2 separate regions of the Mus musculus genome follow, and region 1 is linked to region 2. A link is a loop called in an ENCODE intact Hi-C map of the cell type or tissue named here. Cell type or tissue: heart. All regions are shown on one strand. Each heading gives the region's core, and the rest is flanking DNA. Links, peaks and the distances in the headings are about the cores only.

Evidence for each region. Peaks named below come from ENCODE experiments on the same cell type or tissue, not always from the same donor. Only the 100,000 strongest peaks of a DNase experiment are listed, where the experiment ranks them.
Region 1: it touches region 2 in a loop (5-fold over the local background); 12 of 42 quality-filtered maps call a loop at or near these places.

Annotation. Positions count from the first base shown.
Region 1 is chr6:128,398,467-128,414,326 of GRCm38, forward strand. It overlaps Nrip2 (nuclear receptor interacting protein 2), which reads left to right and starts at 1,300. Exons shown (of 6, transcript NM_021717.2): 1 at 1,300-1,835; 2 at 6,469-6,618; 3 at 8,024-8,106; 4 at 8,888-9,009; 5 at 9,220-9,272; 6 at 9,518-10,469. The coding sequence starts at 1,647. The coding sequence ends at 9,610. It overlaps Itfg2 (integrin alpha FG-GAP repeat containing 2), which reads right to left. Exons shown (of 12, transcript NM_133927.1): 5 at 15,679-15,818; 6 at 15,059-15,207; 7 at 14,637-14,734; 8 at 14,491-14,544; 9 at 14,233-14,324; 10 at 13,099-13,216; 11 at 12,027-12,200; 12 at 10,978-11,951. The coding sequence ends at 11,848. In heart, for the core only: no CTCF peak of the experiment used is centred there; a DNase peak (open chromatin) is centred at 12,845.
Region 2 is chr6:128,224,705-128,240,607 of GRCm38, forward strand. Tead4 (TEA domain family member 4) reads right to left here. Exons shown (of 12, transcript NM_011567.2): 10 at 5,888-6,028; 11 at 3,864-4,016; 12 at 2,439-3,775. The coding sequence ends at 3,662. Among named protein-coding and RNA genes, the nearest start is that of 9330102E08Rik, 49 kb to the left of the region's middle. In heart, for the core only: CTCF peaks have their summits at 9,671 (motif pointing right) and 12,617 (motif pointing left); no DNase peak of the experiment used is centred there; H3K27ac peaks cover 180 bases.

The DNA.
Region 1 (15,860 bases), core at 7,861-15,860, 180 kb after region 2:
CAAGCCATCTTTCCAGGCCCTTCTTTTTATTTTAATTTTTTGTTTTGTTTTTTATTTATTAATCTTTTTGTTTATATTTCAAATATTATCCCTCTTCCTTGTCTCCTCTCCATGAACCCCCCTCCCCTTTGCCTCTAAGAGGGTGCTCACCCCACTAGCATCCCCCTTCTCTGGGACATCAACCCTTCTTTTTATTTTTATTTTATGTGTATGGGTATTTTGCCTCTGTGCATATGTACATGTATATGTATATATGTACCACGGGCATGTCTGGTGCCATGGACCCCCTGGAACTGGGGTTACAGATAGTTGTGAGCTGCAGACAGTTGTGAGCCACTATGTGGATGCTGGGAATTGAGCCCTGGTCCTCCAGAAGAGCAGCCAATGCTCTTAGCTACTGAGCCACCTCTTCAGCCCCCTTCTTTTTATTTTTAAGATTTCACTAAATTGGACTGGAGAGATGGCTCAGCGGTTAAGAGCTGCTCTTAACTGAGGTCTCTTAACTGACTGCTTTTCCAGGGTCCTGAGTTCAAATCCCAGCAACCACATGGTAGCTCACAACCCTCTGTAATGAGATCAGATGCCTTCTGGTGTGCCCAAAGATAGATGCAGTGTACTTACATATAATAAACAAATTATATATATATATATATATATTTCACTAAATTGAAAGCCTGAGAGTGAACTCACACTGTAGTCCAGGCAGGCCTTGAATTGTGATCCTCCTGTCTCACCTTCCCAAGTAGTTGGGATTCTGATGGGAGAGGACCAAGGTGAGTCACAGACTAACCCAGTTGGAGAGATGTATTAGGCCCAGAACATTCCCAGAATTCCTCATCATGGAATCACTGGGACTTCAGCGTCTAACAGGGAAGATCTCAGAGGTGAGTATTACTAGAACGTTCCTGATCTCTTTGCAATTCGAGAGAGATATTGGGACTGACAGGGAGAGGCCAAGCAAGGAGGGTGGCTGATGGCAGATGGAGGAGAGGTGGGGAGGCCACTCTCATACTGTCCCTCTCTGGCCAGCACCTCAAACCCTAGTAGCAAAGGACAGCAGCATGAGAAAAGAGCTGGGTGGCTGACTGTTCAGAGACTGGAAGGGGACAGCAGAGCCGGTCCACAAAACACAAGAGACAAGGGACATGCATGCCTGCTTCCCCACACATACCAAACATGCGCCCCCACACAATGGCACTCACCTCTCTCTGATGACTTGGCACAGCCTCCTGACAGTTTACAACACCCGCGTGCGCGCGCGCGCGCACACACACACACACACACACACACACACACACACACACACACACACACAACCATCCACCACCCACTCTGAGCAGGACCCCAGAGCTGCAGGCTTTGCAGCCTACCAGCTGCAGGCCCTGCTCGCCCTCCCTCTCCTTTAGGGCTGGGTTTTTCCAGCCGGAACCTCGCTCCCTCTACTGCAATCTCTGGAAACTGGTGTCTGACGCGCTGCTCTCGCCTATTATTTATTTATTTCTTCTTTTCTTCCTGCTGAGACCCTCCTGTCAGAGGGAGAGCCGCAGTCCGGAGACAGAGAAAGGCAGAAGCTATAGGGGGAGCTGGGAGCAAAAAGGAGGTGGAGAGAGACTCCCATACACCCTGTCTGCTTTCCACAGAAGACCATGAGCACCGGGCAAGAGGCCAGGAGAGATGAGGGAGACTCCAGGAAAGAACAGGAAGCTTCGCTTCGGGACCGAGCCCACCTGAGCCAGCAGCGCCAACTCAAACAGGCCACCCAGTTCTTGCACAAGGACTCGGCTGACCTGCTGCCCCTGGACAGCCTCAAGAGACTCGGCACCTCTAAGGACCTGGTAAGGACCCTGACCCTTTCTCTCCTCTTCTTCATATCCTGTGTTTGGGGTGAAGGGAGGTGGTCTAAAGGGCAGAGCCTCAATCTTCAAATTTCTTTCTCCTGTTGAGATGGGAAAGATGTTTCTGCCAACTTGCAGCCCCCCAATCCTCCCCAGATCCTTCATTGGGAATGTTTCTTGGCCTGGTGGCAGTGAGGGTCCCTGGGCTCATAACTCAGCTTCCACCGTTTTCCCCCCTTAAAGCCCAAGGCTATCCTGGGGTAGTGGAGAGTCATGTTGTTCAGCGCAGCCTAGAGGACCCGGGATTCCCAGGGAATGGACACATAAGGACAGTAAGGCCTAGAGGATCCGTCACCCCGGGGTTATGACTCCTACTTCTAGATTCCTTCAAAGCTGCCCACGAATTTGCCCCATTCCTCAGACCTGCCCCCACTTTTGCCCTTTCCCCCCTATCACCCACTTACTGAGGGTCTCCTGGGCAATCAGGGGTTCATATGGCTCTGACCTGGACCTGTCTGTGTCCTTATGTCCCTTCCTCCCAAACCACTGCAGCAATTTTGGCCCCCCAGAGGGAACAGGCCGAGGGTGACAATGAGGAGGTAAGGGGGGCTAGGGTCAGCGTGCAGTCTTTGCCCCCAGGGATATAATGGTTAAGAGCACGGGCTTTGGAACCACCTTGCTTGGGACCAAATTCTGGCTGTAATTTGGAAAGTTGTCTCTGTGCCTTGTTATCTCCATCTGTTAGAAAGGAATAAAGTTGCGAGCATCCACCTGGTAAACAGGTCACCTAGGCTTCCACATACTTAGCACTGTGACATTGCCTAGCTAATAGCAACACTAAGGGAGACGATTGGGAATGCTTCTAGCTATGGGTCCTTTTAGCTTTTGAGTTGCTGGGGCTTCTGGGGGGTCCGGAGAATCCAGAATTCCATCCTGTGGGAGCTGCTTCTTCCTGGGGGGTAAATGCATTCTCTGTTGCTTTAACTGACCTGGCTCTGCCTTTCTGTCCTTCTCCAAGTCCCGTCTCAGCAGCCCAGAGAACACAGGAGACAGTTGAGGAATAGGGAGGGATGTGAGAGCAGGTTCTTTGATGTCCCAGGGCCTGGGCCTTGTGCTTCTTCATACAGTCCTACACCTGTCTTGCTCTGTGGACACTACCACCTCAGAGTAGCAAGCTCAGCCTTTTCACACCAGGGTTTCTCACCTCTCTCCTTTGCCTTACCACCTGCACGATCTGCAGCAGGTAGCGCCTATGACTTTGGGCATGAAGAAGCAACATTCTGGAAGCCCCTCTTCACGATTGGGATAGCCCTGACACACACTTCCCACAGTGAGGAGCCTGGAGTCACTGTGGAGAGAAGGGCATGGGAATTGTTTGGGTCCCAAGCTGGCTGTGCTTTCCCAGAACAGCAACTCACTGCCAGGGTCTCCTGAGGCCAAGGGTAGAAAAACAATCCCAGGCTCCCAGGGTCAGGTGGAGGAGTGTGTGGAGCTTGGGAGGCTACAGCCATTCTCCAGGAGACTTTAATTTGTTCAGAGTCTCACTATGTAGTCCTGGTGGCTTGAATCTGCTACATAGCCCAGGCTGGCTTACAACAGTGCCTTTTAAGTTTATAAACAACAGAATTAACCATACTTTAATTCTGAGCTAGGGCTATGTAGCGCAGGCTGACTTCACCTTTGTGGTGATCCTCCTGCCTCCCCACTGCTGAATGCTGTGAATATAGGAGTGTGCTACCATACAAGACTAAAACCAACCGTTTTATTTTGTGTCTTTTTCCTTTTTATTTTTAGTACTGGGAATGAGACTTAGGTCCATGTGCATGCTAGGCACATTTTTCTTTGACTGAACCATCCCAACCCCCAAGCCACGGAGCCTCCCTCTTTATGCTGAACTAGGCCCTGGGACAGAAAGATGAGCAAGACAGATCTGACTTGAAGGCCCTTCTGGGCTGCAGTGGGGGTGAAATCCAAAAATAACATCTGTGAGAATCAAGACCGAATGAGCTACAAGGGTGGAGAACGATGGAGGGCAGAATAACGCAGAGGCCAGTTCTGCAGGTGGAGTGAGAGGTAGAAGGAAGGCCCTTCTACTCAATAGAGCATAGGGAGCTATGCGTACAGATTGGCCTAGTGAGAACTGGGAGGAGGGGTTTCCAGGAGAGGTGAGCAAGGATAGAGGCTGGGGTGGAACACAATCTTCCCCGGGGAAGAGGCCTAGCGTCACTAGAGTATGAGAGCAGTGTGGTGGACAATCCAGAAAGACAATAGCCAGGTCGCCTAGGGATCAGTTCAGAAAATACAAAAACTGGGAGGAGCTGCTCATATCTTTAATCCCAGCACTTGGGAGAGAAAAGAAAGCAGATCTCTGTGAGTTTGAAGCCAGCCTGGTCCACATATTGAATTCCCAGTCAAGGATACATAGAGAAACCCTGTCTCAAAAAAAGAAAACAAACAAACAACAACAACAACAACAACAACAACAACAAAAACAAGACAAAAACAAAGGAGAGGGTCTGGAGACACAGCTCAGTGGGGTTAAAAGCATTGCTTGCTTTTCCAGAAGTCCTGGGTTCAATTCTCAGCACCCAGATGGCAGCTCACAACTGTTTGTAACTCCAAGATCTGACACCTTCAGATTTAATTTAATGAGATTGCAAAACAGCAATGCTCATTTTAAAAAAACAAACAAACAATAACAATAAAAAACAAAAGTAGGCTGCCACTATACTTGTGTGTGTTATTTGTGTGTGTGTGTGATGTATTTTATATAGGAGAATAGCACTTAACAATTTGTTTTCAAGATAGGTTCGCACTATGCAGCTCTGGCTACATGCCATGTAGACCAGGCTGGCCTTGAACTCACAGAGATCCACCAGTCTCTTCCTCCTTAGTTCTGTATGGGCCACCACATCCACACCAGTTACATTTTTTTTTTAAAGGTAGTCGAGGGTGGGCTTGAACCCAAGGCTGTTCCGCTTCAGTCTTCTGAACACTGGAGATGTATAGGAATACACCACCCAATCTGGCTTGTAAGGTTGTGTTTACATTTTACTTAAGCATTTCTCAAAATTGAATGTATAGGAGTCTTATTGAAACAAAATTAGGGGTTAGGCTGGTCTTGATGACATACACCTTTAATCCTAGATCTTGGGAGGAAGAGGAAGGTAGATTTGTAGTTCAAGGCCAGCTTGGACTACAGAGAAAGCTCCAAGTCAGCTACAGTTACATAGTAAGACCCTGTCATAAAACAAACAAAATGTCAGGTGATGGTGACACATGCCTTTAATCCTAGCACCTAGCACTTGGAAGGCAGAAGCAGGAGGATCTCTGAGTTTGAGTCCAGCCTGGTCTACAGATTGATTCCAGAACTACCAGGGCTACACAGAGAGCTCCTGTCTTAAAAAAACAAGTATAAAACCAAACCAAAACCAAATCAAATCACACCAAACAAACAAACAAACCAGATAACCAAACCAAACCTAGTCCGGGCTGGGAGAGCAGCTACTCAGTAGAGCATTGGCCAGGTATATGCAGGCTCCTGGGTTTACACCCTAGCACCAGAAAACAACAAAACAAACAAAATTCTAGATGCAGGTCTGAGACTGCATTTCAGACAGGCTTTATCATGTCATTAAAGTTGGATCGATAGCTTAGAGGTTGCACTTCCAGAGGACACAGATTTTATTCCTAGTACATACTGGCAGCTCACAATCATTTGTAACTCCAGGTCTAGGATATCTGACGCCCTCTTCATGGGCCCCAGAAATGCATATCAGCAAAACTCATAGACATATCCACCCCTTTATATCTTAATTACATTCACATATAAATTCTATGTGTGTTGGCTTGAGGACCACACTGTGAGTAGCAGGGCTTTAGCTAAGTCAGTGTAGAAAGGCAAGTTTTGGAGGCAGGCGTCTGTGAGAGGGGGAAGGTGTCCAGTGGCCCAAGAGAATTGTGGGAGTCTGGATACAGCAGGTGTCCTTACAAAGAAAGGAAGCCAAGCTGGTACAATACAGGATGGATGAGAGCAGCTACAGATGAGAGGCCAAGGCCAATCGCTCATTATTCTAGCCTGCATTTTTTTTTTTTTTTTTGGTGGTGGTGGGGGGTGTCAAGATAGGGTTTCTCTGTGTAGACCTGGCACTTGTTCTGTAGACCAACCTGGCCTCGTACTCACAGAGATCTGCTTGCTTCTGCTTCTCTAGGGCTTTTAAAGTCATGTGTCACCACGGTCTGGCTCATATCTTCTGCAATCATATTTTAAAATACTTTTTGAGGCACTTGGGCCCGGCTGGCCTCAAACTCAAGGATGACCTTGAACTCCTGATCTTCCTCCCTCCAACTGCCAAGGGCTGGGATGGCAGACCTGTGCTACCACGAAAGAACTGTATCACACTGGAGCTAGTCATGCACCTCTGGGCAGGTGCTAGGGGTTGAACCCAGGTCCTCTAGAAAAGCAGCCAGTTAATGCTCTTAACTGCCGAACCATCTCTCAGCTACTTTCTTACTGCTCCTGTCTGGGGTAGAGCTGGGGCAAGCATTCTGTGGTTTGCAAGGTTTAAGATGGGGAAGCAAGTGGCCTGTATCCTGGGCTTAGACTGCTTTCACTATTTTGGGATGGAGCCAGCAGCCACACAGTGTGATCCAAAGACGCCTGGTGGAGGGAAACCAGAGGCGGCTTCAGGGGGAGTCTCCCCTGCTGCAGGCCCTGATCCGTGGCCATGACAGCAGCAGGACCAGTGCGACACAGGTTCCAGCTCTGCTAGTCAACTGCAAGGTAAGAAGACTCCCAGTGCACTTTTGACTATCGCTTACCTGCTGAGCCCGCTCACTTCACAAGCGTTCCCTTCTGCTGGGCTGTCGTCAAGAGATGGAGAGAAGGCGTTTCTCTTCTTTTCTGGACCAGCATCTACTTTTCTGTCTGTCTTGTCTTTCTCCTCTGTGTACTGCCAGATGTCCACACCATTGTAGTACTATATGCCCTCATGCTTTTATCAAATTATATTTAAATGTTCCTTTTTGGTACTGCACACATTGGAAAGGTATGCATGTGTACAAAAGGCTCACATTCCAAGGTGAAGAAAAATCTCAGGCTATGTATGTTTGTGATGCCACGTGCCTGCGTGTACATGTGTGCGTGCAGTGGCCAAAAGAGGCTGCTGTATCCTCTGGTATTGTGAGCTGCCCAATCCAGGGACTGAATTTAGGTACTCTTAAAGAGTGGCAGATGTTGTTAACCACTGAGCCATCTCTGTGGCCCCCAGGCTCCTCATCTCTAGAGCCACTGGAGCACCCACTTGCTGGTGGACAATCCCAGTAAATGCCCACGTCCTCTTTGCCCAGAAATCTTACTTCCTAACCTCCAACCATCCCTTGTCCACATTCTATTTTTTTAAAAAAGATTTTATTTATTTATTATATAAGTACACTGTAGCTGTCTTCAGATCTTATTACAGGTGGTTGTGAGCCACCATGTGGTTGCTGGGATTTGAACTCAGGACCTCCAGAAGAGCAGTCAGTGCTCTTAACTGCTGAGCCATCTCACCAGCCCCCACAATCTATTTTTTAAGGCCCACTTCTGATGCTGCCTCCTCCTTGAGCTTCCCTCTGTCCCGCAAGAACAGCTCCCTGTCCCCCAGGCACACTATTCATGGTCCTTTTATAGACCTTACAATGTTCTACCATGGAGTGCAGTCACACTTCATCTCCAACACTGCCAAGGAATAGTACTCATTGAAGTATCTACTAGCCATTCACCTTACATAGTAGATACTCAATACATGTTTGGAACAGGAAAACGGATTTTTTTGTGTGTGTGTGTATCTAGGTGTTTACCTTGATGCCTGTCAATATCCCAAGGCATTCTTCCCTGTCTTCCTGTTTCCATTCTTGGTCACCCAAATCCGAGTGTCCACAGAGGAGGTTGGTCTTTGTAGCCCTCTCCTTAGACTGCAGCTCTTTGACTAGAAGGCCTCGAGGTTCCTCTAAACAAGTAGCTCTGGCCCTGAGCTTTCTTACCATGTGGAAATGTGGAGTATGACTTCCTTGGTTGGTTTCTGGGAGTCAGTTTCACTTCTGAAAACTCATTCGTCCCCCTCATCTCTTAAGGAGGCCAGCATGTTGAGAGTTCCGCCCAGTCCTCCTGGGGGGCTTCTCAACTCATCACAATCCTTCTTTCTTAGTGCCAGGACCAGATGCTTCGAGTGGCTGTGGACACAGGGACCCAGCACAACCAGATTTCTGCTGGATGTCTCAGGCGCCTGGGGTAAGAACGCAGCCTAAGCCTGTGCACAGTGGACGGCATTTCCGCCCCTTGCCACCCCCTTTTTGTTTTTTGATATAGAGTTTCCCTGTGTAGCCCATGTTGGCCTCAAATTCAACAACCTTTTTATCTCAGCCTCCTGCATGTGGGTTTGACACTACAGGCCACATTGGGTTTGGGGTGGGTGTTTTCTCTTGGGGGTGATGAAATATCTTCAAAGTATCTATTGAAGATGGCTGTCAGTGGCTCCTGTCTGTAAACCTAGCATCTGAGGGTAAAGAACTAGGAATCCAAGGTCAGCCTTGGCTACCTAAGATATCTGAGACAGCCTAGGCTCCACAAGACTGTTTCAAAAACCACAGCCTCCCCCCACCAACCCAAACAAAACCAACAACTGAGAGTGAACCTGATGGCACAAACGATCTCAGCACAGCTATTATGTCGTCTTTAACTGGGGGAGGTTGGTTGGGCAGCTCTGGCAGGAAACAGCTGAACCTTACCTGGCTCAAGGAATGGAAAGGCAGCCTAGATCAGTATTAGCATTTTGTTTGTTTTTGAGACAGGGTTTCTCTGTGTAATAGCCCTGGACTCATTTTGTAGACTGGCCTGGCTTCCAAAGCAAGTGATCTGTCTGATTCCCAAGTGCTGGAATTAAAGGCCCACACCACTATACCTGGACTTTTTTTTTTTTTTTTTTGGTTACATTGGCTTTGTAACTTGGGGTTGTGGGGGAAGGGGCTGGAATTGGAGACTGTTGTGGCTATAACTCTTGCTTTCATTTCAGGTTAGGAAAGAGGGTCCCAAAAGCCCCCGGTGGGGATGTGGCACCTGAGCCACCAACTCAGGTAGAACAGCTGGAGTTAGAGCTGGGGCAGGAGACTGTGGCATGCTCGGCCCAGGTGGTGGGTAAGTCCTCTCATCTCTTCTACCTCTCTTCTGAGTGGTTTCGGCTCCTGTCAGCGCAAGCTCCCAGGACTCGCATATTGTTACCCATTCTGCTGATCTCGGCTGCAGGGGTAGGGGGTGGTGAGGTGGACTAGACCGGAGAGGGGCGAGTGCTCAGAGAAGGGCGGCAGTGGTCATACAGCCAACCTTGTTTTCCAATGGTTCCTGCAGATGTGGACAGCCCTGAATTTTGCCTGGGACTGCAGACCCTGCTCTCCCTCAAGGTAAGACTTGGGCCTGACCCAAAAATGCTAGGACAGGTAGAAGGCTCAGGGTGGAAGCCTGGATCAGGCTGGCAAGACTGAGAGAGTTGTTGAAAACTCGAAACTTGCTTAATTATCCCCCAAAGGAAAACTAAATGGGTTCCCTCCCTGAAGGGGCAGGGCCATGGGAGCAGCGGGAGGCAGAAAGAAGGGAGCAGGTATGAGCTGGCAGGGAGGTGACCACACATCCGCGGTCCCCACGGCAGTGCTGCATTGACCTGGACCGTGGAGTGCTTCGGCTGAAAGCCCCCTTCTCGGAGCTGCCCTTCCTGCCTCTGTACCAAGAACCTGGCCAGTGACCACTGTCTCAGCCAGTCCCTAGGGCGACACCGTGCCTTAGGGAAGAATGTGTGGAGTGGGTATTACCTGAGCAGGGCATCTGGAGACCACTGCATTAATTTCTTTTCTCACCACCCTGACCCCGCAGTTGGCCACCTCCCTCTCTGCTTCTTCATTGCTGCCTTCTGCCCTAGGAATTCCTACCGAGAGTATCTGTGACTCTGAGGCCCTGGTTCCCCATTCTCTCTTATCCCTTCCCAAGTGCACAACCAAGTCACTTACAGAAAAGGACCTCCAGCAAATGGGCTCTAGACTTCACCCTGGCTGTAGAGGTCAAAGTTACCTACTGCCTCCACTGGCCTGAAGCCCATCCCAACCTGGCCTTCCTCACACATGCCCCTTTAATCCTGTACCCATCTGCTTACAGCTGGGTGGGGGTGACAAGTAAGTAGGACTTGGTCTAGAAGGTACAGCCCCTGAGCTGAGGGCCTGCGGTCAGTAGCCTTTCTGGGTGGCAGATGTCTGGGTGTCTGACTGGTCAGCCTCTCAAATCGTGGTTAGGGGAAGAGAGACAATGATATATCTAACCCAAACCAGGGAACTGGGTCCCTTACATGGGAACTAAATACAAAGCCTATAAGCCTATGGTAGACCAAAGAGGAACCAGCATAGAAAGTGTCACTTTCTTCACTTTCTTCACTTTCGAGAGGCTCTGGGAGTGGGGTTCCTGGTCTCTTTCCTGACTCCTCCCTCATTGCAGCGCTTTGAGACAATGTCCCTCCCAGTCTGCCTCCTACTGCTCCATTAAAGGCAGACCAGCCCAGGGCAGGCCCTTAGCCTGCTTCTGCATCTGAATAAACACAGTTTCTATGCGCAGGTGTTCTGCCTTGGTCTCTCCCTCCTTACCCCCAGGAGCTTACAGTACCGATGCCCTCAGGGGCATAGGACACCCAAGCTGGAACACAGGCCTGTGAAGTACACTCTACACTGTTGTGCTGTACAGATATACAAGCAGTTGTAATAAGTAAGTGTTACCTCCGCTGTGAGGTAAATCCTGGACTCTGACATTCTCCATGTTCCTTTACTCTATTCATTTAGTTCAAAAGCCCCGAGGGCTGGGGAGACAGCTTAGTGGGTTGGAGCATTTGCCATGCAAGCATGAGAGCCTGAATCTGAGACTTAACACCCAGCATCACACCTGTCTGTCTGTAACCCCAGTTCCAGGCCTTCGACACCCTTACACAGTCATAAATACAGTCAACACACACACACATACACACACAGGTGTGCGCGCACTATGGTTGGTCTGAAACTACACAGACCCACCTACCTTGAACTCAGAGATCCAGCTGCCTGCCTCACTTATAGTCCAGATTGGAGAGCTGCATCAGATTGTTAACGCCTTTTTGTTTTATTTGAGATCAGATCTCCAAATGTGACCCACGCTGGTCTCAAACTTGCTATGGAGCCTTGGCTGGCTTTGGACTCATGATCTTTCTCTCAAGAACTGGGAGTACACTGGTGCACCATCATGTAAGACAAACTGTGAGCATCTAGTTTCCGACAGGCAGTCATGTTTGGGAAGCAGGTGGGTGAGGCTCTCAAGCAGCACGGTACTTTAGAGAACGGCAGTGCTGGATACAGCTGAATGGCAGAGCACTTGGCTGGTGTGTGAACACCCCTGGTTCCTCCTTTGCACACAGAGACATACAAAACAAAACCAACAAACAAAAACAAAACCAGAGAGAGATGATGACAAAATGAGAAAGCCCTGACCTAGTTGCTTCAGTAAATGGAAGAACACAGGAAGATGAGACAGGAAAATACCCTAAAAGAATAAATACTCTGCCGTTCATTCCTGCAATAACTGCGAGTGTCAGCTGCCTGGAGCTATGCTGTGAAAATCGGCACTCAGCAGGGGGAGGGGGGCTCACCCCATGCTCCCTCAGTTCCTCAGGCCTGAAGCCTTTCAGGTGTTGGAACATAGCAAAGGTTTGCTGCCTTGTCTCACACACAAGTCGGTTTCCTGCAGTGAGAGCAGGGAGCATGAGAAGGAGCCACGAGCAGAGGGGCAACCGATGGATCTCTTCATCACAGGCTCTCGGGGGGGGGGGGGGGGCACATCCATCCTCTCTGAGAACCCAGTTCTGCTCCTTCCTCTGTAATACACACTCCCCATCCTCCAAGGTCATGGATCGCTCTGGGGTAGGGTTGGGGGCTCGGAAGGATCCTTCACCAGCTAAGTGGTCGAGCCCAGCTAGGTGGGGTCCTGGAAGCTTGAGGGGGTACACTGTAGTGGCTGGTCCGGATGGTAGAGAGTCTGATGAAGCAGGGTACAGACTGCAGGGAGATCTTCAGGATCTGCAGGCCAAGCAGAGACTGGTGAGAGGCCGTCAGGCGCCCAGGCGCAGGCCCGCTGGCTCTGTTGACACTCACCCACACGCAGCTCCTGCAGTAGGCGGTGGTACTCGGGCTCAGCCTCCAGCAGCTTCAGAAGGTTAGTGGACTCCATGCGCTCCAGCTGCACCTCCCAGTACACGTAGATCTTCTGATTGAAGGTGACATATACCAAGCAGGGACTGTTGCGGCCCTCTTTGCAGGCGTACTGGCCTGGGAGATGGGGGCAAGAAGAGAAAGACCAAGGCTTAGTCCTGGTGTCAGGAGGAGGACAGGAACAAGACATCAAAGTCTTCTCATCTTAGTGATCTGGAATAAAAGAGGCAGCTGTGCGAATGCAAGGGGTAGGTAACAGGATGTCAGAGAGGAAGGCCTGTTCCTTTCTTCCAAGGCACACATCAACCTTTCAGGTAACTGCGTGTTTTCCAACTCCTTCCATTTATTGTGGGGTCCTGGAGTCCGAGCCCACAGCTTTGTACATGCCAGCTCTACCACCGAGTAACACCCTCAGCCCATTGTCACTTTAGTGGCCAGATACACCCAAATAGCCACTGCTGCTTTTCAAAGTCCGCAGCTGAGGACTGTGGGGAATACCCTGGAAGTGTTTTCCTCAGCTTGGCATGCTCGGGTGGAAATGTTTTCCCAGTCATCCCATCCTCTATGTATTTAAAGATGGAGGCCACACTGTGCTTTACTTCGTATTCCAAACTACCATGCTAGAGCTGGAGAGATGGCTCTGTACACTGGCTGCTCTTCCATAGATTGGGGTTCAATTCCTAACTAACATCTACATGGTAGCTAGCCATTGTCTGTAATTCTAGTCTTGGGATATGGTGCCCTCTTCTGGCCTCTGTGGGTACTGCACAGACACGGCACATAGACATACATCCAGGCAAACACTCATACAGGTAAGAATAAATAAAAATTTCCTCCTAACAAACTGTCAAGAGGGCAGCATGGCACCCACCCATGACCACTAGTGACAGCTAAGGAGCCCATTCAGGCATGAAGACATCTTTCAAGGGCGACATTGAACAGGAGTGAGTCAACCACTTTCTGGCACATTTACTAAGCTGGAGTAGCTGAGCTTAGTTAGAGGCCACCATCCCACCTGCACAGAAGGCACGGATATTTTCATCCACTTGGAAGCGCACAACGGTGCGGTTGTGATCGATGATATATGTCTGTCCATCCCAGGCACAAGCTACCACCTCCTCAAGCCCATTGCCCTGAAAAAGGTCAAAGACAGGATGCCATTTTCATAAGAGACTAGTCAGATGTAGTGTCATACGCCTGTAATGAGTGCTGCAGAGGCCAGAGGCAGAAGCCAGCTTGTGCTACACAGCTCATAGCAAGATGCTGTGTCAGAAAAGAAAAGAAACGAGAAAAAAGATCTGATGGTGGAGTGGAAGCCATCAGGAGAGACATAAAGGACCATGAACTTGACTCTGGGTGGCAAACTATAAATTAGGGTATTTCTCCATGTGCCAAGGGGGCAACAGGCAATCACTGACTTACTCTGCCTAATATTCAAAGCAACACTATGATGATGTCAACATTATTCTCAGTTTTATCTGGGAAATTTCTGCTAAGAGGGATAAAGTCACGTGTCAGGATCACAACCCAAGTACAGGTCTGTTCTGGTCAAAGCCACCCGGCTTGCCCCCGTGGTAGTATAATCAGTGTGGGCCCATCTGGCAAATGAGGGGCCACAGTGATATCACACAGACTCATGGACAAGGAGAAGCAGCACAGACCAAAACAGACCACGCATCTGTATTCATGACTAATAACCCACGGCTAGACCTAGTGCCTGTTCTCTGTTAGCGCTGCTATTTGGGCTGACAGGCCTGAAAATGATTTTCTAGTAGACTCATAGAGAAGAACTAAATTGTGTGCTATGAGGGCACACTTGAGCGTGACAGACACACTCACCTCAGGTCTGAGGAAAAGGCTCAGTGTTCACTGGGATGTGAGAAGAGCTGATTTAAATGTCTGCTCCTGGGGTGGGCTGGAATGATGGCTCAGCGATTAAGAACACTAGCTTTTCTCCCAGAGCACCTGGCACCCACAAGGTGGCTAACAACTATCTGTAAATCCACTTCTAGGGGGTCTGATGGTCTCTTCTGGCTTCCATGGGTACTAGGCACACACGTGGCACACAGACATATATGCAGGCAAAACATCCATATACATGAACATAATTAAACAAATGAATCTCAGAAAATGGCAGAAGTCCACTCACCGTGACATCCAGCTTCTCTAGGGCAAAAAGCTGGTGATCCACCTGCACAGACCACAGCAACTTGTCTGCTTCCTGCATCAGCTTCAGTGTCCCTAGAGGAGGAGAGGCGAGGTGTGTGTGTGTGTATGTAAATGTAGCTGTGAGTGTGCGTGTGAGTGTACAGGAGTATGTGAGTGTATGTGTTTGTCAATGTGTGAGTGTGCGTGTGTGCAGACCCCTCAGGCAGATCCCCACCTCACCCAGCCTAGGACTACTCACCATCCAGGGTGCACAGGGCGAAGAGGCCTGCGTTACCACCTTCAGGGTTATGACCTACGTGGGGAATGGAGGCAGGAATGAGGGCAGGTCCTGGGTCTCCTTTCTCCCAGCACTGCCTGGTTCCCTCAGCTCCTTCCCTCCTTTACCTTGTCTGATGTTGCCAATTAGGTGAGTGGAGACGTTCTTGTTGTGGATCCGGCCAGATGTCTGGTGCAGGACTACATCTCGGGCAGCTGGGGTCTCCCTGTGGGTGAAAGAGAGACTAGGCCAACAGAAAGCCAAGGGAGCCGAGTTCCTCTCTGCAGGAGCTTCCCCAACTCCAGAAGCCCACCCCTGACTCTTTCAGATCCATGGAGCAAATGGATGGGGCTGCCAGAAGGAGTCCTGAGACCTGACTGAATGGTTCAAGATGCTCGCATGCTTTAAGGTTAAAGGCCCAGGACTCCTGTCCCTAAACAGCCTTTTCTAATGGGCTGGGCTGGGGACTTAGATGGTGGAGCCCTGGCACCTGCAGATCTGTCTCACCACCATGTCCTTATACTGATGTACCAGCCACCCATTCCCTTACCTACTGTCTCCTGTGGCCTCCTCAGAGGCAGGAGGGGAGCCAGTGTCCTTGTTCCAGGTGCACAGCAGAACTGCATAAGCACACCCTGGCTGCGACACAACCAACTCAGGCACACCCAGAGGCCCTGGGGTCACAGAGAGACTGTCTACCTGCACCAGAGAACAGAGTCTTAGTGGGAACAAAGCAGGAAGGAAGGAAGGGAGGGAGGGAGGGAGGGGGGGGGGGAGGGAGGGAGGGAGGAATGGAAAAGAGGGAGGGAGGGAGGGAGGGAGGGAGACAGACTCTGCCACTAGGAACAGGGGAGACAAAGGCAGGGCTTCTCAGAATTACCCTCCAGCTCTGACAGGGACAGGAGTTCTACGGTTCATGAATGCCTGTCTGCTACCATCCCCTCTTCAGTCAATCTGCTTTCTGCTGGGTGCCCAGTGGCTCTGACCTGGTTCACACCACACACCTCACACACTGAATTCTCAGTCCACCATTCCTTGCACTCTAGACCTGTTACTAGAACCCCACTGGGACCTTGTCAAAAATGACCCGGATCTCTCTCAGCAAGGACATCTTCCTTTCTTCCCTGATGGCCCCACTTTCCGTAAGCCTTTTCTGTTCACCGTTCTTACCTGACCCTCCAGCATCCACTTCTTGAGGGACACCAACTGCCCTGCCAGGTGTTCAGGCCCCTCAGCCAGTTCTTCCCAGCGGAAGGCCCGCACCACACGGTCTGTGTATCCTACCACCAGCTCGTAACACCCATCTCCATCTGTAGGCACAGAAACACAATGGGTTTGGAGCCAAACCTCAA
Region 2 (15,903 bases), core at 5,002-13,001:
GTTAGATAGGTTGTCCAAGGTGCCACCGAACCCTGCAACCATAGCTCTAGCAGGTTTTCAGCAGGGGTCAGACCCAGGTGGCCCCTGGGTAGCAACCCTGGAGGCAGCTCCCACTGTTCTGGCCTGGTGGCCAGAGAGGTGTTATACTGGCCCACAGTCACTGCCTTCCCTCAGTCCTCCAACCTCTGCCATCTGACTCAACCCCCAGCCTGGGAAAGACTGAGTGTGCATAGACTAGGGACACAAGGCCTATGGAAGAGGACTAGGACACAGCCACTTACACATATACATAGACAAGCTCTCTCTCTCTCTCTCTCTCTCTCTCTCTCTCTCTCTCTCTCTGTGTGTGTGTGTGTGTGTGTGTGTGTGTGTGTGTGTGTGTGTTTATTCATTTATTTGATTTTTGGTTTTATGGGGTTTTTTTGGGGTGGGGTGGGGTGGGGAGGTGGACTCAGGGCACATTCTTTCCATTCCTGTGACACATTGTTGACACAATCTGCTCCATCAGTGTCAGACCCTGTGAGGCAACAGACCTTTCACCTGTCCCTACATTTTCACCTGTCTCTAACATTTCCTGCTAACTAGATAACACACCATAAGGTTTCCACTCCCAAGATGGAGGGCTCTCTATCCCCAGGACTCTGGGGACTCTTGGTCATCTCACAGACCCAATGACACTGGTCATGCCTGGTTCACTCTCTTTTGCCTTTAGCCTGGCTGCCAAGCGATGCAGACCCAGAAAAGTTTCCAGCCCCAGACACCCAGGGGAGCAGGCTAGATGGGCTCAGGAGCAACAGTTCCACCTGCTCCTCTGTACAAACCAAATGCTCTAGAGCTCATTTCTAAATATAGCATCAAAGGAATGTGTTCCCTTGCTACACCTCCAGGCCTTGCCACCATCCTGAGAGCATTCCAAAGTGCACATCCACACAGGGAACACAGGGGCCACAGGACTGAGCTGCCTGCCTTCCTACCTGGCCTGTTCGCTGGCAGTATGTCCAACCTCTGTCAGTCAGCACACCCCTGGGGCACACCCATCCCCTCCCTGTCTCCAGGCCTCTCCATTCTCCCTCGGAATGTTCCTTCCGATCCACTTGTCTTCTCTACAGTGGTCAGTGCAGAGGTCAGACCTCAACAGCCTCCCTTAAAGTGAAGCTGACCTTGGGTACACACACACACACACACACACACACACACACACACACACACACACACACCCAGCACTTCCCACTACCTACAAGTCTCCTTAACTGGTTTCCAGTCACTGCCCTCCCCTCAGTCCAAAGTAAACTCCTAGCCACCCTGTCTATTCTGATCATGGACGCATTCCCAGAGTCTGCCACACCTCAGAAGTCAAACAACCACTCACAAAACAAATGAAAAAAATACAACCAACAACCTAAGCAACTTCCCAAAGCTCTCTGGGCCTTGTTTTTTCAGTCTTTAAAATAGGAAAGCAGGGCACAGTGAGGAACACCTGTAGTCCCAGGAAGCTGAGGCAGGAGGATCACTGGAATCAATAGCCCAGGCAAGAGAGGAAGATCTCACCTAAAAAAGACAAATGGTTTCAGCACAGTACCAGCTTGGCAGGATAAGTGAGGTTCCCTAAGTCAAGTGCCATGTTAACTTGAATGGAGAGGCAGTAAGACAGTCTTATATGGTGACTTTCCATTAGGCCACTGAGGTCAGTTAACACAGGAAAAACTTAGGACCCACACTGGGACCGAACATCTGAACGGACCTGCTTCCAATAGGAAAAGGTTATACCCTTCATGTTCCAAAAAGGCTGACTACATACATCGAAGTCTGAAATGTCTGAGGCTGGGGCTTGCAGGAGCTCTGCTCCTGGGCGGCATAAGCAGGGGAGGAGGCCAGGGCTAGGATGTTGGGGGGTGGGGGGGAGGGAAGGGCTGCAAACATAGGCCTGCACGTGGACTGGTGAATCCTGGTCACAAGGTCAGGGATGCAGTAGTCTTTCTGGGACCCTGGCCCTGTTTGATAGCAGGACCTTTACATAGTGCAGTAGGAAGGGAGGAGGCCTGGGTCTAGCCACCATCCTAACACGGTAGGGAGCAGCATATGGGTTAAATTGCTCTGAGTTAAGGAGAAGGAATTTGGGGCTACAGAAAGACTGGGCGGCTTGTCCGTCTTCCTCATCTGAGATGCAGCCAACCTCCTTCCATATGCCTATTTGCATACTTCTGGCATAGTCACTTAGCCTGTGTCAAACCTTGGCCCCAACACCAAAAACCACAGAAATAACATCAATAAATATTAGCCACCTTCCTCTCATAACCTGTTCCCTCAAGGACTACCTCTTCCCTGAGACCCTCGGATTCCTCCTCTCTGTGACAGGCAGTTACTGTAGGGACCACCCCACCCTAGTGCATATAGCTCTCCAGCCAGGGTTCTTAGCTGGAGTTGAAGTTCTCACGGTTAGTACCAATGCATATTTATTGAACATGTGGATGTGCTCAGCACTGTGTGAGGCACTGTCCATACACGAGGTAGGTGAATGTTATACCCATTTTACAGATGGGGAAACTGAGGCACCACAACATTTTTTTTTTAAAGGTTGCACACCAAAGTCAGGCTAGACTGACTCCAGAGCCCTTGTCCCTCACCTCTGTAGCATCACCACAATGCTGCCCTGCCCATTTCTGCATCCTCACAGATGCATCCCTGAGTCCTGGATACACACAAACATGCCCAGGTTGTATCTTTCTTCCTGAGGCTCCAGACTATTAGAACTGGCTCCAACTGGGGAAAGCAGACACCAGAAAGCCTTGAGAGGGCAGCAGAGAGACAGATCCAGGCCCTCCAGAGTGAGAGAAGCAATGGGGCTGAGGATTAGATTATTTAACTGGCACCGCAAGACCCGGGTACTTTACAGACACCCTCCCTCGTCAGTGCTGAGCAGAGAAGAAAAGAGACTAATAGAGAAGCCGAGGAGCCTGTGGAGGCCAGGCAGCTGGAAATGCTGGCCCTGAGGCAGGACGCCCTACCTCCAAGCCTTGCTTCAGTTTGGAGACCCTGCCCCCTGCAGGGCCACTGCAGAAAGAACAAAGCCACCCGAGTAGCTCTTACCCAGTCTCCCTCCAACAACTATGTTGCAGCCACACCTAAACCCAGCCCTGTTTGCAGGGATGGAGCCTTCTGCAGTAGCCATTCTCAGGCACCGATGGCAGGACAGACAGACAGTGTACATAAAGTCACCCACAGCATCTCTGGGTGTGTGACCTACGTGCAATCTGTCCTCAGGCCACTAGGGTGACCAGCAGCAGGAGTGTGAGGTTCCAGCAGCTGAGAAGGGTCTTGAGCTTTGGTGTCTTGGTGATATGCCTGGCTGAGTCCACCGGGGTTCTGGTTCCTTGGCTGTCCTGGAGTACTTTGGGCCATTGCTTCCAGCTTGCTTCCTGATGCCCCCTTCTCCCCTGCCCTTCTGGGCTCACACAGGCCAAACTAGCTCCTCTGAAAATACTTGACACCTTGGGTTTATTGGGGGTTGAGCACTGCAAGATCAGGCAGTTTGCTCCTGGTAAGAAGAGACCTGGCAACTCTGCTTGGCTCTCTTGGCACTTCCAGGGGACTGTCCCTGAAGGTCCCCTCCCAGGTCCCCATGTCCTGGACTTGTCCCCCCTACCATTGCTCTCCAAGTCTCTCATTCTTTCACAAGTCGGTAGATGTGGTGCTGAGCCCCATGCTCGCTGGCTGAAACTTCGAAGACATATGCAATACACAGCAAGGTCTCCTGTGTGTCTCGGTTGGTGACCACCTGCAGGCGAGAAGGTGGTGAGGGTCAAAGCCCTGGATACGGAAGCTGCCGTCGGCACCACCCGCTGGGCATCTGCCCCACATCATACCTGCAGGATGGTGAAGTTCTCCAGCACACTGTTCATCATGTACTTCTCGGGTAAGTGTTTCAGCTTGTGGATAAAGTTGATCATGTACTCACAGAGAGGGGACCGGTGGATGCGGTACAAATAGTGGCCATTCTCATAGCGGGCATACTCCGTCTGTAGAACCCCAGGGACAACAGAGGCTTAGAATCCCTTCCCCTCCAGCCCAAGCCCAAGTCGGCAGGGATGTCCCAGGTAGGGTCATCCTCTCAGGTTCATGGGCATGAATGAAGCCAGGCCTCTCCGCCTCTCCCTTTTGTCACTGACCAGACAGGCAGACACTTCCGGGAGACCTGGAAGTAGCCGAAGTAGCAGCAAGGAGATAGGGCAAGTGAGCAGGCGTTGTTGCACATGAGGCTGAGGTGGGGGGAGAATAGCAGCGCCTTCAAGATGGAACTGCCACGTGCATGAACCTTGGTAGTGGATACTGTTGGCCTAGGAGCTAGAGGGATGGCATGTGGGATGATGACTGGCTAGAGCCACGGGCATCTCAATACCTCGATACGTTTAACAAAAGTAAATAGCTAGAGGAGCTTTGTAAAAACTGCCTTTGCCGAGGCAGGACAGATAGATGCTTAGCCACAGTGAGCCCGGGCATCCATCTTTAGCAGCAAACAAACAAAACACGACACACTTGCAAACACCCAGTGCTACAACTGGACTACGCTCCCAAGATGGAGAGCAGTGACATGAGTGAGCATCGGTGGTGCTAACACGTACGTATCGAAAGCTTCCTGGCCATTCTAGGATTGGGATTGCAAAGCAGCGGTCCCTTTTCATGGTACCTAGCTGTTTGACATGAGGTGGCTGTCACCCCCAGGTGGAGAACAGCATCAATTCAGTTCCCCATGGGCCAAGAGGTGACCAGACTAACACCATGCACAGTGTTAGTCATTGCACAGACAGGGTCATAGACTTTAGGGCCACAGGTATGCTGGGATGGAGGCTTTGGTGCCATTTTGTCACTACACAATAGGATGGGAATGTCACTGCAATTGGAACCAGTGGATGATAAAGACAAACTGATACTTCCTTAGAGATGGGGGTGGGGTATTAACACAACCCCAAACATCCAACAGGAAGTGGGGGTGGGGGAGGTGTGCAGAGATCAACACAGGGCCTCTAAGCTTGTGCTCACCACCAGGCTGCCTGCCCTGAAGAGAAGCAGGAAATTCTGCCCCAAGTGTAAGGTCTCTGGGGCACTCCACAATTGAAAAGTGAGCTCTGTGCTTCTGGGTAGGAGCATCTAAAGACTATCTCAAGGAAGGAGGAGTGGAGGGGAGGAGGGGAGGAAGGGAGGGGGGAGGGAGGGAGGGAGGGAGGGAGGGAGGGAGGGAGGGAGGGAGGGAGGGAGAGAAGGAGGGAGGGAGGGAAGGATGAAGGAAAGGAATGAGGAAGGGAGAGGGAGGGAGAGAGAAGGAGGAAAGGAAGGAGGGAGAGAGGGGGAGAAGGAGGAATCAGGGATTGATTGAGGGTATTCTCAGTGGTAGGGTACTTGCCTAGCACACCCAGATTCTTACAGAAACCCCAACAACTGGAGCAAAGGGACTCCACAAGTTTCCAGCACTCAAGGAGTAAACAGCAAACCCTGAACACCCACCTCCCCTGCCTCTGCCTCTAGAGAGCTGTGTACCTGGGAAAGGCCTCTCTCCTAGCCCCGCACTCAGCTGTCAGAGACACAGATGGATTAGGGAGAAATCCTTGGGCTAGCCTGTGCTTTGGCCCTGCTCTAGATGTGGGATGCTTCCAAGGAAGGCTTGAAAGGAATCCCAGCCAGAAGACTCAGCCAGGGCTCTGAGGTGCAGGACAGGCAATTAAATCAGTAACTTACCAGATGCCTCATGCCCAACCCAAAATATGCACTTCCTTAAGGGCAGTGAAAGGGGCATGGCGTCCACCTCTGCCCAGGGGCCCCCTTAGCAATCCTGGCCCCAAGAGAAGGCACACAGCCCACCCTTTTGCCCTACACCCACCAGGGAGGCTCCTACCTCAACTTTCTCCACCACTTGCTTGCCAAATGAGCAGACCTTCGTAGAGCAGGTGATAATCATGTTCTCCGGGCTCTCGTACTGGCTGGAGACCCCATAGAAGGCGCTGCCCTCGTCATCGATGTTGGTATTGAGGTCTGCCTGCCGGAGACAGGGGGAGATGGGGTTGTTTGCAGGTGTGTCCTTAGGGTTCCTAGTGCCCAGTGCACGTCTTGGACCAGAGAACAGGACTTTAAAAGAATGGGGCAGGGACAGCAGAGTAGCCTGGGGCAGAAAGACTGAGTTCTAGATCATCCTGAGATATATACAAGACTCTGTCTGTCTGTCTGTCTGTCTGTCTGTCTACACATGCCTTGACTTTAAGAACGTACACATTTTTACCTTGAAGTGGCCAATATGGGGATGTGGAATTTTTACAGGAGTTACGTGTGTTTAGCATAGTATTCTTGGTACATTGTGGCTTCAGAAGGGCCAATGTTAAAACTGCTTCCATGGCTAAGCAAAGAAAATCGCCTGCCTATTCGTTTTGTGCTGGTAAGGAACAAAAGGCATAATTGGAGTGTGGTGTCTGTGGGTACTTTAAGGTTTGGGGCACCTGTTAGGCTGTGGTACAAACATCCAGTGGATGGACACACATTGACATCCTGTGTCTTCACATGCACACCCTTTACCAGTGGTCCCTAGGCAGAGCTGTAACCCAGTCTGCTCTAAGGGAAGAAACAGTTCATGGTCCATTATTTGTAAGGTTACGTGCTACTTGCTTTCATTATTTTTGCTACATAGTTTACTTGTATTTAAATGTTTTAGGCAATCTAAGAACAAATGCAAAAGTCGAGACGCAGCAGAAATGAACTGCTGTAAACAAACTGTAAACAAAGCACAGCTGTAAACAAAATCCCAAGGATTTAGCTTTTTTTTTCTTTTTTTTTCTTTTTTAGCCTTTTCTTTTTAGCTTTTGTGATTTTTTTCTTTTTTGATACTTGCTTGACATGTATGTGTTGTTAAAAAAAAACAAAAAACAAAAACAAACACATGGAAATAACTTGAGATGAGGCCTAGCTTTGTTTTGATGTCATGAAATTTTCGTGAACAATCCAAACACAACTGTTAAGAGCACATGAATTAAAGTTTGTGTAAGTGGAATAAAAGTTTCATGAATGAGCTTTTCAACAAAAGTGTGTGTGTGTGGGGGGGTAAGGGGCAGGACTTGGGTACAACTCAGAGAGAACCTTTGTCCTGGAAGGACCAGAAAGAAAGAAGAAAAAGAAAGAAAAAATTGGTACAGGGCAGTCATAGGAAAGCCTCTGCTACCCACACATCCTGGCTCGGTGCCAATCTTTCTGGTTTGTTCCCCAAAACAACAAGAAATAAGTTCATAGCTGCCCACATGGAGCGCATGAATTAATTCTTGGTTGCCTATTGTATTAGTTACTTTAGGACTGCTGTGACTATCACAGACAGCCTAAGAGAGGAGGGGGTTATCTCGCCATCTCAGACCCTCACAGCAGGGAAGCATGGCAGATGATTCCATCTGGTGCTAAAACATGAGACGGTGGCTGTTCACATGGCATGGGGCAGGAAGCTGAGGCCACAAGCCCAAACCAGGAGTGGGTATAAACTTCCAAATAGAGCCACAAGCTGAGGACTGAGCATTCCAAATGCCAATCTGTGGGAGCCACAGATTCAAAACACGTGCCTGGCCCAGAAAGGCTCATGTCCGTCTCTTACTACAACCACATGGTAGTCAGAAGTGTCCAGAGTATAGTCTCTTCTGAGGTAGTCTGAGCTATGAACCCTGCAAAATCAAAAAGGAAGCCACATAGAGCTATAGACCTTACACCATCAGAAGGGAAACCACACAGTTCCCACTCAGCATAGAGCCAAAGAGACATCCCCATGTCGACGAGAAAGCAAGGGAGAGCAGCAAGAAGGAACTCGGTGCTGGAAAGTCAGTGCATCACAGAACTTGCTGCGCTTACAGAGAACCTGAGCTCAGCGCCCAGCACCCACAGTGGGCAGCTCAGCGCCCAGCACCCACAGTGGGCAGCTCATGCCCTCTTCTGCTCTCCTCTGACCTCCATGAGCCCCCAACCCGCAGCACATGTGCTCACATATCCACAGAGACATATCCATAAAATCTTCAAAAAAGAAAAAGGTAGCGACTTAGCAAAGCAAACATGAAATTCTACAGCTCCATACCTAATGTCCAGGGCTTAAGATGATATATCTGAGGTGCAAGAGCTCGGGCATCCCAGCACCCATGGCTCTGCCATTTGCAGCTACGGCCTCTCCCAGGAGCTGGCTCCCCTGGGTACCTGCGGCTTTCTTCGGTAGACACCCCACATCCCCAGCAGTTTCAATGTCCTTAGGCTTCTACTGGAAGTTAGTCTTCCCTCACATGTCAGAGAAGCCAGCCCTTACAGGCACTGTGTGGCCCCACAGGCTTCTTTCTCAAACCTGGTGTTAACCCATGACCCTGCAACTTCTGCCTTTAGCAAACACATAGATAATGAACGGCAAGTTCTGCAGCTAACAAGAGATAAATGGGTCCCCACAGACCACGGCACTTGTCCTCTGGGCACCCATGTGGCTGAACTTGGTAAACGTTTCCAGAAGGACGCCCCTTCGGCTCTTTAGTTTTGGGGGGGAGGGTTTCTTTTGCTTCATGGTGGGCTTTTTAAGAAAAAAATTGCTTGTTAATTTTATGTGTATGAGCACAGCCACGCCAGAGGAAGCATGTAGAAGCCAAAGGACAACTTTGGGGTAGCAGTTCTCTTCTTCCTCCATGTGAATCAATAGACTTGGAGGCAGGGGTGTATACCAAGCCATCTCACTGACATTCTTTATTTTAATTAAGAAGTTCTTTTAAACATGTGTGTGTGTGTGTGTGTGTGTGTGTAGTGTGTGTGTGTAGTGTGTGTGTGTATGTATGTGTGTGTATAGTGAATATGTGTGAGTGTGTGTGTGTGTGTGTGTGTGTAGTGTGTGTGTGTATGTGTGTGTATAGTGAATATGTGTGTGAGTGTGTGTGTGTGTGTGTGTGTGTAGTGTGTGTGTGTATGTGTGTGTATAGTGAATATGTGTGTGTGTGTGTGTGTGTGTGTGTAGTGTGTGTGTGTATGTGTGTGTATAGTGAATATGTGTGTGAGTGTGTGTGTGTGTGTGTGTGTGTGTGTGTGTGTGTGTGTGTGTGTGTGTAAAAACATGTATTTGCCTGGCTGGGTTGGCTTGATTCTGTTTGGCATGAGGATTTCTAACCCCACCCATTTTTCTACAAATGACATACAGAAGACCAATTCTTTGTTTTGTTCTTGTTTTTTCAAGACAAGGTCTTGCTATGTAGGTCTGGCTGCCCTGGAATTCACCACGTAGACCAGCCTGCCTCCTAAGTGCCAAGATTAAAGGTGTGTACTACAGCTGCCCATCAACACCAATTCTCTTTCCTTCCTTCATTTTACCCTAAGCAATACAGTCATGAAAACAGTGATTCGGGGTTGTTTGTTTTTTTGTTTGAGATGGAGTTTCTCTGTGTACCCCTGGCTGTCCTGGATTTTGCTCTGTAGACGAGGGCCTCTCGAGCACTGGGATTAAAGGCGTGTACCAGTACTGCCCAGAAGGATGACTCTTATGTGAGACTTCTTCACCTACCACACAACACCGAGGGAACTGCCACATGGACCAGAGTGCAGGCTGTGCACTGCCAATCCTGAGGCAGGTTCTGAGACCTACTATTCTTGTGCAGAACCCAGGAAGGTCTGGGTAGGAGTTGGGCGCACGTGACAAGCAGTCTTACACCACTAGGTGACACTCAAGTACAAGTTTTTCTCCTTTGGCACCTCCTTTCTACAGCAAAATCTTTGTGTACGCTGACAAGGGAGTGTTGATTATGCTGTAATTAAGGTAGTGTGGGAGAAATATTATACACACACAAAGAGAGGCACATGCACACTGCTAAGAAGGGCTAGCCTTCACCACTATGGATGAACGAAACTTGCTGAAGGAGGAAAGCAATTATGGAACAGTACGAAGAGATATTTTTTGGAATGTCTCTGCACTATGTATGGTTTAAGTGGAGCCATTCATTAGAAGGAAGAAAACGCAAACAATCACTGCAGCATCCGAGCTGATGTTTAGCCTCTGAAACAAACAGTCCCCTCTACTGAACACTCTCTATCCCCAGGATGGCTTCAGACTCCCCACTCCGTGTCCATCATAATCCAGTGGGAAAGGGCAGCTGCAGGGCGTGGAGCAAGGCAGGGAGAGCAACCCATGAGTCCTGGAGGAAGTGGGTCAGCCATGGCTCAAGTTCTTCTGGTGACAAATGAGGTGAGCAGGGACCTGAACCCAGGCTCTCCCCCACGTTCTCAAAGTCATATGAGCAACCCAGGAGACCTAGTATGCCAGACTGGCCTGAAAACGTTGAGAGACTTAGTTTATGCTGTGACTAGAACAGGGCAGAAATGCTGACCACTCATCAACAAGAAAACAAAACACTGTCATGACTCCCAGTGGTCTGAAAAGTTACTGAGGCCAGAGATATGGTAACAATACTCAGATGACAGACATGTGCTCACAGGACTCTGACCAATGCTACCCTCATTAACCACACCAGTCCCTCATGGTGTCTTTGCTTGAACCAAGAACTTGCTGTGTAGTCCAGGCTGACCTCAACCCTCATTCCTTTGACTTCATCCTCCTGAGTAGTAGGATTACAGGTATCCACCTAATTTCTTATCTTTTGATGATACTTGTGGGCTCATGATGATGTATGTGGACTCATGTGTGTGTGTGTGATGTTGTACTGTGGGCATGTGTAAGTCAGAGGACAATTGCATGAGTCAATTTTCTCTTTCAAGTATGTGTGTTCTAGGAGTTGAACTCAAGTTATCAGGCTTAAAGGCAAGCACCTTTCCTCACTTAGCCATATCGCTGACCCTTGTGATATCTTTAACATCAATTTACTTTCCTTTTCCTTTTTCTTTTTGGTTTTGAGACAGGGCTTCTCTGTATAGTCCTGGCTGTCCTGACTCACTCTCTAAACCAGACTGGCCTTGAACTCAGAGATCCATCTGCCTCTGCCTCTGCCTCTGCCTCTGCCTCTGCCTCTGCCTCTGCCTCTGCCTCTGCCTCTGCCTCTGCCTCTGCCTCTGCCTCTGCCTCTGCCTCTGCCTCTGCCTCTGCCTCTGCCTCTGCCTCTGCTGGGATTAAAAAGTGTGCTACCACCACCTAGTGACATAAACTCTCTTTTATTTGTAATTTTACCCTCAGCAATACAACCATGAAAACAAGGACTCTGCTTGTTGTTGCTGTTTTATTTGGTTTGTTAAGATATGTCAGTAGATGTAGCACTTATAAGACATCCCCAAATACCATGCTGGGAACACCCAATACCAAAGAGCCTCTCCAGCCACACACAAAGACAGCCTGCCCCTATCTCTGCACCTCATGCTCATGTGACTTGTCCAGGGGAAGGTCCATGGGGGCAAGAGTCCTGTACTCTACAAATCTTACTCAGTGGCCACACACCAGGCCTTTCAATAAAGGTTGGCATGTAGCTCTGGGCGGTGCTGTGACAGATGTAAGACACCTCAGTATAATACATATATATTACACACACACACATATGTACATATATCTATATATCTATATATGTATGTATATTGCACATAAATATATGTATGTGCATATATATACATATATATGTATATGTATGAGTGTGTATATGTGTGTGTGTATGTATATATGGTGTATAGGGGTATAGGGGTATATACTTTACCCCTGAGTCCTAGACCTCGACTTGAGACCTGCAAACACTTCAGTCACCTCCCACCCTAGGATCCTTTCAAAACACCAGTGCTTCTGGGGACTATGGGGCAAGAAAAGGCTACGGAATATTTGTGTATTATGAAAGAATTTGTAACAGAGAACAAAGTAGGATCCGTGAGATAGGGAGGGGCCAGTGTCACGCTGATCTTCGAGGTGGTGGCTAATGCCAGAGGACCCCTTTCAAGGTGCCTCGGCTTGTCCTTGGGTTCCGGGATCCATCCCACTTTACCACCAGCTCACCCTGCAGCTGTAGCCCAGGACAGCTGTTCCTCTCGGTGGCCAGCCTTCGGAACACACTACCCCCTCCATGCACCCTATTCATAGCTGTTCCGTGAGGGTGGGCAGCTCCAGGACTGGGCCTGCAACAGGTGTGAGGGATCGGGTGACTGACAGATGAGCAGACAGCCTTGATTGTCATGTGTCTGGGAGGAATGTCGGGCCCAGAAGGGAGCTGTGGAACGGATGATGGAAAGGCCCAGGGAATTGTCCTGGCTCCACCCAGTGTGCCAAATGGCACGCCTTCCCCTGACAAGGACAGGCAGCCCCTGGTAATTTTCAACTGGTTATGGAGCACGGGGTTTCCACTTTCCAGCTCTCTCTGACCTCCGCTCACCTTCCCTTAAGGAGGCAGCACTCAGGTTGAGGATAAGATCTCATCTGAGCTCCCAGATTGAAGGCCATGAGAATAACAGCTAACCTTTAAGAAGGAGAAACAGAGGCACAGAAGCCAAGACTTACTCTTAAGATGCAGCTCTCTAGAGGAGTGACTGGGGCTGGAGAGATGGCTCAGTGGTTAAGAGCACTGACTGCTCCTCCAGAGGTCCTGAGTTCAATTCCCAGCAACCACATGGTGGCTCACAACCATCTGTAATAATCATCTGTAATGAGATCTGATGCCCTCTTCTGGTGTCTCTGAAGAGAGCAACAGTGTACTCATATACATGGGATAAATAAATAAATCTAAGAAAGAAAGGAAGAAAAGGGAAAAGGGAGGGAGGAAAGAGTTTAAAGAAAAGAAAAAGAAAGAAAGGAGGAAGAGTGACTTAATCTCACAGGAACCGCTAAGCCCAAAAGCCAGCTGCCTGCAACAGGGTGAGGGCTCTCATAGCCACCATGTGCTGCGCTGGCCCAGGTCCAAGACTTGCTATGGAGTTTGTGCTGCCAGAAGGCAATGGCCTTGTGGGTTTTTAATACAGCCCTATCCAAGCATGTCTGTGGGACCTGCCCAGTCAAACTTCTGGCATCTGAGCTGTCCCAGCACCCACTTCTTCTGTCAGTTCCCTCCCCCCTATCCCCTAAGGGAAGGCAAAAGAGGAAATGGGCCTAACAAGGTAACAGAGGGAGGCTCTAACTCACTTCCACCTGGAAGACTTTGCCAACGTTTCCTGGGAAGAAGGTTAAGATCTAGAAAATCAAATGGCCCCATTGCTCCCCTGCATGATCTCAGTGAAGTCTGACCTCGTCTCTGTTACCAACAACATCCCTTGGCATCCCTTGGAGTCTTTCAAACAATCCACAGCTTCCTCCCAGGACCAGGGTGAGCACCAAAGCTGTGTCTGGGGGGCATTGCCTGACCTTGGAGCCTTACTGGTGAGGTCTGCTGTCTGGCTCTAGTCCTCAGCAGACTGGGTTAAGTCTGGTAAAATTGTCTACTCTGATCATGTTTCCCTTTCTCCTCTGAAGACAAGATTATCCACAGATCCACCTTTGGAGATGTGGCAAAAGTCAAAAGTGAGAGAGTCCATGTGACCTCATAACGCGAGTGCTCCTGTGATCTGTTGTCTTCCCTGAATATACTGAGAAAGGCCACAGGAATAAGAGACCCAGCCAAGGAAGCATGCCTCAGACTGAAGCCCTTGTCTGCACAATGTGTCAGTTTCTACTGTTTGTGAGATGGAATTCTAAGATGAGCCTTATTTGAAATGTGTCTGTAGATAAAAACTACTGCCACCAACTGCACCAGGAAGTAGCTCTCAGCTGTATAGGGCTTACCTGGCATGCTTTGTACAGGGATTGCCTAGCATAGGCAGGGCCCTGGAATCCCTATACACAGAACATACGTACATACATATGCATACACACATGTGTATAATTAATATAATATATATGTTTATATATATATATGTATATATATGTATATATATATATATATATATATATATATAGAGAGAGAGAGAGAGAGAGAGAGAGAAACTACCAGCCTACCAGCTAAAAGAAGGCATGAGCTGTCGAGAAGGACCCTAAATATGCCTTGTCTTCCAAGGTATAGCACTGATAACCACATCTTGCACTGACAGCTGGGTCTCCCTTCTGACCCCAGTCACATTCAAGGGGCAGCTGGACCAGCGCTGAGAAAGCCACTAGTTAACATAATGCACTCTGGAGGGGAGCCCAGGACTCCCCCCTAAACACATGAGAAACTGGAGGCTGCCTGTTTACCCCAATGATTCTAACTGAAACCCACAGCAAAGCGGCCGAGTTCACATCTCCCTGGTTCATCAGAGCAAGGTGCAGCCATACAGATAATTACACCTGGTGTAGGACTTTAGAAAGGAACCCACAGGGAGCTATATAGGATTCTTTCCTAATGTTTGCAATGTGGAGATAATGGTTGGAATTCCGGTGTCCGTGACCTTGAGAACAGAAGCCACACACTGAGGATGACAAGGAGAGAGGACTCAGGCTCCTGGGCTATTACAGAGAAGTCAGCTCATCCCTGGAGGCTCCACCACCAGGCTTCTTCTATAGGAATGGAAAACTACTGCTTTATGCACTGATGATGCCTTGGGCTTTGGATAATATGCACTCAGATATAACCAATCCAAGTTAGACGACAAGAGAAGCAAGTCTCCACGAAAAGAAACCAGGCAAATAAAATGGAAAATATATAAAAAAAATTAGTAATTGAGGGACTTACCTTGCAAGAATAGAGCTTGAATTCAACCCTCAGAATCCATGAAAAAGGACCAGGCTCAGGGCCACACTTGTAATCCCAGATGGGGTTGGGGGAGGTGGGGAAGGGAGAGAGCCCTGGGGCTTTGGTCTAGCCTACTTAGTGATCTCCAGGACAAGAGACAGTCAACACACAAACATAGTGATGACTCACACCAATAATCCTGACACTTGGGAGGCTGAGACAGGAGGATCACTACAAGTTGGAGGACAGCCTGGGCTGTATCATGAGTCACAGATTAGCCTAGACCATTCAGTGAGATTCAGTTTCAACTCCCCTACTACCTCCCGAAAAAGAAAAAAAAAACAAAGAGCATAAGCCAGGGACTGGGGTAGCATTAGGGATTTGGCAAAATGAAGGAGAGAAATTTTCAAAGAAATGACACACTTAAATGTCCGGAAATGGGAAGACTCTAATCTTATCATTAAAGATGCCTACCAAGTTTAGAGCTAACGATGGGAAGAAAGACAAGATATAACCCAAAGATCATCAATATGAAATTGAAAACACAGAAATCGAGGCGATATTAAAACTTTCAGAAAGGAGAAAAGCAGATCATAAAATTCCCTATGTAGAGTGAATCAGAACGGCACCAGGCACACACATCACAAGACAAGACAGGCATCACACGGCAGCAGAGCAGTGTGTTTACAAATGGCTGCTATACGCTACATGATGTGGTGGACACTTGTAATCCCAGAACCCAGGAAGCTGAGTCAGTTTTATAGGGTGGCTCTCATGGGGCCATCTATAAAATTTTAAGAATAACTTCATTTTAAATCCCCAGTTTACAAAAAAACCACATCCATTTACTTATAGGAGAAAGAAAAGGCACGTAAGAGAGGAAACGTAGTCACAGCATAGCCTTCAGCTCTTTGCAAACATTGTGTGGCTTTTGCTCAAGGATATAGGACTCGCTCCATGGGAGTAGTCTCAGGTAATGGAAAGGGATGTGAAGCGGGTTTTTATTCTATAATGAGATAAATCTAGAATGCCTTAGTCATGACACCAAGATAAAGTGACATAAATGTTTACTAACATAGGATATAAAACTTAAAGAAAGATCACAATTTAACCCTCCAGGTCTTAGGAAGGAATCAGTACAAGAATCAAAAGCTTTTCCTTACTTATTAAAGACTTTTGGAATTCATAACTATAAACACACTTGTCTAAGATCAGTGGAATGCTATGTAGCACAACAGTAGAGCAAGCGCTTTATATATAAAGCCCTGAGTTG